Linked DNA regions of Mus musculus: region 2 is linked to region 1. Evidence: chromatin loops called from intact Hi-C (ENCODE). Cell type or tissue: left cerebral cortex. All regions are shown on one strand. Each heading gives the region's core, and the rest is flanking DNA. Links, peaks and the distances in the headings are about the cores only.

Region 1 (2,898 bases), core at 274-2,773:
GGAACACAGAGAGGCAGAAGATCTCTGTCCCCTGCCTGGCATGGTTCAGATTCCCAAACGGGCACCGTGGGCAGCTTGTCAACAAGGCCAAGGTCTCCTTAAGGATCTGGGACTAGGCCTGAGGTGGGGATTTCATGCACAACATGGGAAACCCTACCTATAAGGCAGTAGGCGTCATGTTGAGGATCCCACCCCTCATCTTGGGGACTGATAAGATCATTGCATGCTGCTGTACAATGTGCTTTTATGAACTGTGTGAGCGCCCCCCACTGGCCAATGTTGGTCTGTTCTCAATGAGCAAATGAACCCTAGATGTCAGCCTGGGGGAGACAGCACACAGGAGTGTTAGAGGTAACTCTGAACATGCCTTCACTGGGGAGGAGGCTTAGGGGTGCTTAGGTGGTACAGGGGCAGAGAAAAGGCTGGTTGGAGTAGGGTCCCCAGAAGTAGGTCTGAGAAGTCTGTAAAGCCCACTGAGGGAACCTAGACAGGCATACATGCTAAGAAGGTCTGGAACACCATGCTCAACTCTAGAGAGCAAGCAGAGCATCCCAAGAATGTCCTCACAGGGACAAAGTGTGTGGCGTCACACTTCTGGGCTTAGGACAGGCTTTGCCCTGGGGGCTGACCAATACACCCTGAGTCAGACAGGCCCCTCTCATGGCTCCAGTTTGCCCTACCATGGTAGAAACAGCAAAGGCAATGAGATCAAGGCCTGAGGTGGGGCCATGGTCTTGCAAGGTGATGGCAGAGTAAAGGGAAATCGAGGAAGGAGGCTGCTGGGAGAGGCTAATAGTAAAGAAGTATTAGTAACCCCTCAGGCAGGCAGCTCAGGAACCAGGCTGCCCTTGAAGCTAAGCTCAGACAGGTACAAGGCTAGCCTTTCCCCAAAGCCAACCCGAGGAAGTACCTCTGGGGTGGATTCTCAAGGAGAGTGCAGAGGAGCCCTTATCCCTCCTGCCATGAGCACAGAGAAACCAAGGCTGAATCTCAGGTGCAGGCCTGCCTGGGAGAGCCACGGGGCTTCTCAAGGCACACCAAAGGACTGAGGAGGTCTTATGCGGCCCTGTGGCAATTGCCCCGGGGACCTTCTGAAAGAGTTACATGTTATTGAGGGCATCAAGGCTCAGGGCACATGAGAGGGTTGTGGGGGTGCTGAGTGACCAGAAACCACTCCCCAGCCTACGGCCTGGAAGCTGGTGCCCTTCAACTGGTTCAGGAAGGACCCGGAAGGGAAGTGATCTGGCTCACCCGTGCAGACTGAGTCTTTTACCAGACTGGCCCTGAACTGTCCTGAATACAGCTGCATGCATTGACCACTAGGACCACAAGATGGCACCAAAGGCCAGCTGGTGGGGGCTTCTGCAGTAGAACCTGTGGGCCAGGTTGGGGTCTAGACCTTGATCCTCCCTCTTGACCTACAGAGGACAGATGCTGCTGAGGGAGCCAGTGGAAAGCTATGAGAGTCAGGATGCAGCATCCACTGTGAGCTCATTTCTCTAAATGAAGGCGGAGAACTTACTTGCTGCAGTAAGTTCTGCACTTTTTTCTGAGGCCCTCTCTTCTACCTACTTTCCTCCAAGATCACTGGCTTTGCTGCCCAGTTAGGGTCTAAAAAGAGCTCAGGGCTGGGAGCACAGGAACTCAGGTATTACCCAGTCTGGGATCTAAGGCAGATGGGAGTCCCAGCAAACGGACCTGAAGGGAGGGCTTAAATGAACTGGGTATACTGGTACACACCTGTAACCTCAGTACTCAGAAGGTGGAAGTGGAAGGATCCAAAGTCAAGGCCATCTTTAGCTGCATCGTGAGTTACAGACCAGCCTGAAACACATGAGACTATTCTCAAAAATAGAAGAGAGAGAGGAGAGGAGAGGGGAGGGGAGGGGAGGAGAGGCAAAGGGAAGGAGAGGCAAAGGGAAGGGGAGAGGAGAGGAGAGGAGAGGGGAGGGGAGGGGAGGGGAGGAGAGGGGAGGGGAGGGGAGAGGAGAGGAGGGGAGGGGAGGGGAGAGGAGAGAAGAGGGGGAAGGGAGGAGAGGAGAGAAGAGGGGAGGGGAGGAGAGGAGGAAAGGGGAGGGGAGGTGAGGTGAGGAGAGGCAAAGGGAAGGGAAGGGAGGGGAGAGGAGAGGAGAGGAGGGGGGAGGGGAGGGGAGGGGAGAGGAGAGGAGAGAAGAGGAGAGGGGAGGGGAGGGGAGGAGAGGAGAATCAGGGAAGGGTAAGCAGAGTCTCTGGAGGCAGGACTGATGAAGAGCCCATATTCTCCCTCTCCCAAGCAGGTAGAGCCTGAAATGTGTTCTTGCCTGATGTTGTAATTTGTCTCTCCAGATGATTATCGCAATGTCAACCTGACATGGGTCGCAGTGAGAATGCATGCAGAGGCCTCCGAGCTCACAGGGCTTCAAACATTTCCCCTTTACCTGCTTGGTTTAGAGGGAGCAGAGGTCAAGGCTCAGCCCTAAGAGGGGGTGTCTGTCCTCCCCTCCCCTCCCCCACCCACCCTGAAGCCTTCAGAGCTCTGCTTTCCGATTCCTACTTCTGGAAGGGACAGGTGGGCCTGTCCATTCCTTTTCTATTGCTTCAGGGGTCCTCACTGGGAGCCTCAAGCCTGTGTCCTCCTGAAGGGCCTGGGGAGCCCCTGTCTGCATTTCATGGAGCAGCAGGGCAGGACATTGGATGCCACCAATCCTCTCCATGTTTAGCTCTTCACTCATCCTTGTCATCCTAGGCCCAGTTAGCAAATGTCACCAGCAGGAACACTCAAGAAGGTCAGTCTCAGTCTCTCTCCAGCCCTGCCCTGTGCCATCTGCCGAATGACCTATTGCCCAACACCCTTCAATCTGGCCACACCCATAGGCCATTTAGACAGCATTTCAATCTATGCTCCTTGTCATAAAGGTT
Region 2 (2,898 bases), core at 225-2,724, 60 kb before region 1:
CAGGCTCAATGAGCACTTTGGCCTGAGAAAGGCAGGCATTATTGAAGACAGCTGCACAGTCCCACCTCCCAAGCTGCCTCTATTCGAGTTTGAAACAGTGTGTAGTAGTGATACTGGGCTGAGCAGGACAGCCAGGTTGTCTTGCCCTCTCAGCTTGGCCGGCAAGTTGAGGTTCAAGGTCGAGAGATTCTCAGGGTGTGTGTGTGTGTGCTCTGAGGACAATCTCCCGGAGTTTCTCCATCACTCCTGGCAACTTGGGATGGCTGGTTTCCAGAAAGCCTTCCTTGCCTTTGTCGAAGTATAGTTTTCACTGGGTCCTGTTGTCTTTCTTGAGAGAGATTGGTGGTGGTGGTGGTAGCGGCGGCGGTGGTAGCAGTGGTGGGTGACTGGATGAGCAAATAGTGCTGGAAAGGGGGACTTCGGGAAAGATGGAGAATTGGGGTCTTGGTCCTTAGACCACACTGTTGGGCTCTGCCCCACTGGTGTCGGAGTTCTCAGCAGGAGGGCAGGTTACCCCTTGGAGGGTATCCTGAGCTCTCCAGCACCCTATCCTGTGCTCCAACTGTCTGACTGCAGGCAGCAGTGTTTGCTGGCGCTGCCTAGGTCCTTGGCAAGTCTGGAGCTCCGTGGGCATCCTCGCTCTACTGTGTTTTCTGTAGCTTGCTGAGTGAAAGCGAGAAGAGGCCGTTTGTGGAGGAGGCCGAGAGGCTCCGTGTGCAGCACAAGAAAGACCACCCAGATTACAAATACCAGCCAAGGCGAAGGAAGAGTGTGAAGACTGGCCGGAGCGACTCAGACTCTGGTACTGAACTGGGCCACCACCCTGGTGGTCCCATGTACAAAGCTGATGCAGTGCTCGGCGAGGCACACCATCACAGTGACCACCACACAGGTGGGCTCCAGGACCCTTAGCATGGGGGACGGGCAATAGCAGGACTGATCTGGAGTGTGGGTAGGTCTTCCCTCCATGGTTGGCAGTCTGAGGAGGGCTGGGTCTTCCCCGATCCCTTGTAAAAAAAAAAAAAAAAAAAAAAAAAAAAAAACCTCTGGATGTAGCTATTTCTTATGTACAAAAGGAGGGAGCTGCCTAGCTCCATCTAGCACTCTGGAGATGTCTACCGTCACCGGGACTTACTCACAATCTGCCTCCACTCTACAGTAACAACAGCGTGGGTCAATAGCCCCAGCCTCAGAATCAGGCTGGTGGGTGGGGTCCCAGCAGCTAAGCAGCCGAAGTGAAGCTGGAGGCAGGCCGGCTGTGAGCTTCCGTTTACTGGGCTGTGGTGGGGAAAGAACGGGGTTGTGTGGGTTCGCCTTGGTCCAGTGCCCAGGGCCAAGCATTCCAAAAGTGCCCCATTAATGCTAGTTCTGGTGGGGCCGGCTGGCCACCTTCCATCCCCCCACCCAGGTCTTCAGGGAGGAGCCTTGGGTCTTCCCACAGCACAGTGCCAAACGGAATTTTCTCAGCCAGTAAGTGAGGGCTAGGTCTGAGTTTGCAGGAATTTCTGGGAAGGTAAGGAAACAAAAAGCCGTTGATTTGTACCTGTGGCAGTTACCAGGGTTCCTGGTGTCACCCACCAGCTCCACCCTGGTCCCACAGAAGGAGCATTCATCCTTGCAATATACTTTCTTCCTCAGGCCAGACCCATGGGCCACCCACCCCACCCACTACCCCCAAGACGGACCTGCACCAGGCGAGCAATGGAAGCAAGCAAGAGCTAAGGCTGGAAGGGCGCCGCCTAGTGGACAGCGGGCGCCAGAACATCGACTTCAGCAATGTGGACATCTCCGAGCTCAGCAGCGAGGTTATCAGTAACATGGATACCTTCGATGTCCATGAATTTGACCAGTACTTGCCCCTCAATGGCCACTCAGCCCTGCCCACAGAGCCCAGCCAGGCCACTGCCTCTGGCTCCTATGGAGGCGCTTCCTACTCGCACTCCGGGGCAACCGGCATAGGGGCATCCCCTGTGTGGGCCCACAAGGGAGCTCCCTCGGCTTCAGCTTCGCCCACAGAGGCAGGACCCCTTCGGCCACAGATCAAGACGGAGCAGCTGAGTCCTAGCCACTACAACGACCAGTCACATGGCTCACCTGGCCGTGCTGACTATGGCTCTTACAGTGCCCAGGCCAGCGTCACCACAGCTGCCTCTGCCACGGCTGCCAGCTCCTTCGCCAGCGCACAGTGTGATTACACTGACCTGCAGGCTTCCAACTACTACAGCCCCTACCCTGGCTACCCTCCCAGCCTCTACCAATACCCTTACTTCCATTCATCCCGTCGGCCCTATGCCTCGCCACTGCTCAATGGGCTCTCTATGCCACCCGCACACAGCCCCAGCAGCAACTGGGACCAGCCTGTGTACACCACCCTGACCCGACCCTGAGGCTGCTGCATCCAGGAAGTCTAGCCAGATCTTTGAGTTCTTCCGGAGTGTACTCGGTAGAGGTTGGAGGCAGCCAGCACGGCCTTACTCCGTCAAGTGCCTGCTGAATGTGCAGGAAGCCAGGCTTTGTCATCCTGTGTCCCTTTGCTTCTGGATATCCAAACTTCTGCCAGGGGACAGAGCTCTCTTTTCCCCCTCTTCTTTCTCTGAGGTGACTGGTGGTTTCCAAAACAGGCATTCCGTTGCTCTCCGGTTTGGATAAGTGTACACCAGCTCCCGAGTTTTGCATCTCAGTAGATAAGAAGATAGTTATGCCTAAGGACAAAGGAGAGAATGGGCTTCATGTCCTTATCAGCCTACCCAAGACCTCCCTGGGACCAATGGATGCTGTTCCCACGGTGAAAGCATGAAAGGACATCTGTGGATGCTCGAGGATACATCCAACCCGGGGACTCTCTTGGGACCAATGTGAGATTGAGGGGTTTCTCATTACCACCGTTCTTCCCAGCAA

What was found. Hi-C counts contacts between places; a loop is a spot of excess contacts. Peaks named below come from ENCODE experiments on the same cell type or tissue, not always from the same donor. Only the 100,000 strongest peaks of a DNase experiment are listed, where the experiment ranks them.
Region 2: a loop joins it to region 1, with 4 times the contacts of the local background. A loop is called at or near these places in 6 of 42 quality-filtered maps.

Annotation. Positions count from the first base shown.
Region 1 is chr17:25,506,412-25,509,309 of GRCm38, reverse strand. No RefSeq gene overlaps it. Among named protein-coding and RNA genes, the nearest start is that of Sstr5, 11 kb to the right of the region's middle. In left cerebral cortex, for the core only: a CTCF peak has its summit at 1,322 (motif pointing right); a DNase peak (open chromatin) is centred at 1,319.
Region 2 is chr17:25,566,822-25,569,719 of GRCm38, reverse strand. It overlaps Sox8 (SRY (sex determining region Y)-box 8), which reads left to right. Exons shown (of 3, transcript NM_011447.3): 2 at 660-892; 3 at 1,639-2,898. The coding sequence ends at 2,387. Among named protein-coding and RNA genes, the nearest start is that of Sox8, 2.4 kb to the left of the region's middle. In left cerebral cortex, for the core only: CTCF peaks have their summits at 1,539 and 1,745 (motif pointing left); DNase peaks (open chromatin) are centred at 620, 1,306, 1,742 and 2,260; H3K4me3 peaks cover 2,500 bases; H3K27ac peaks cover 2,415 bases.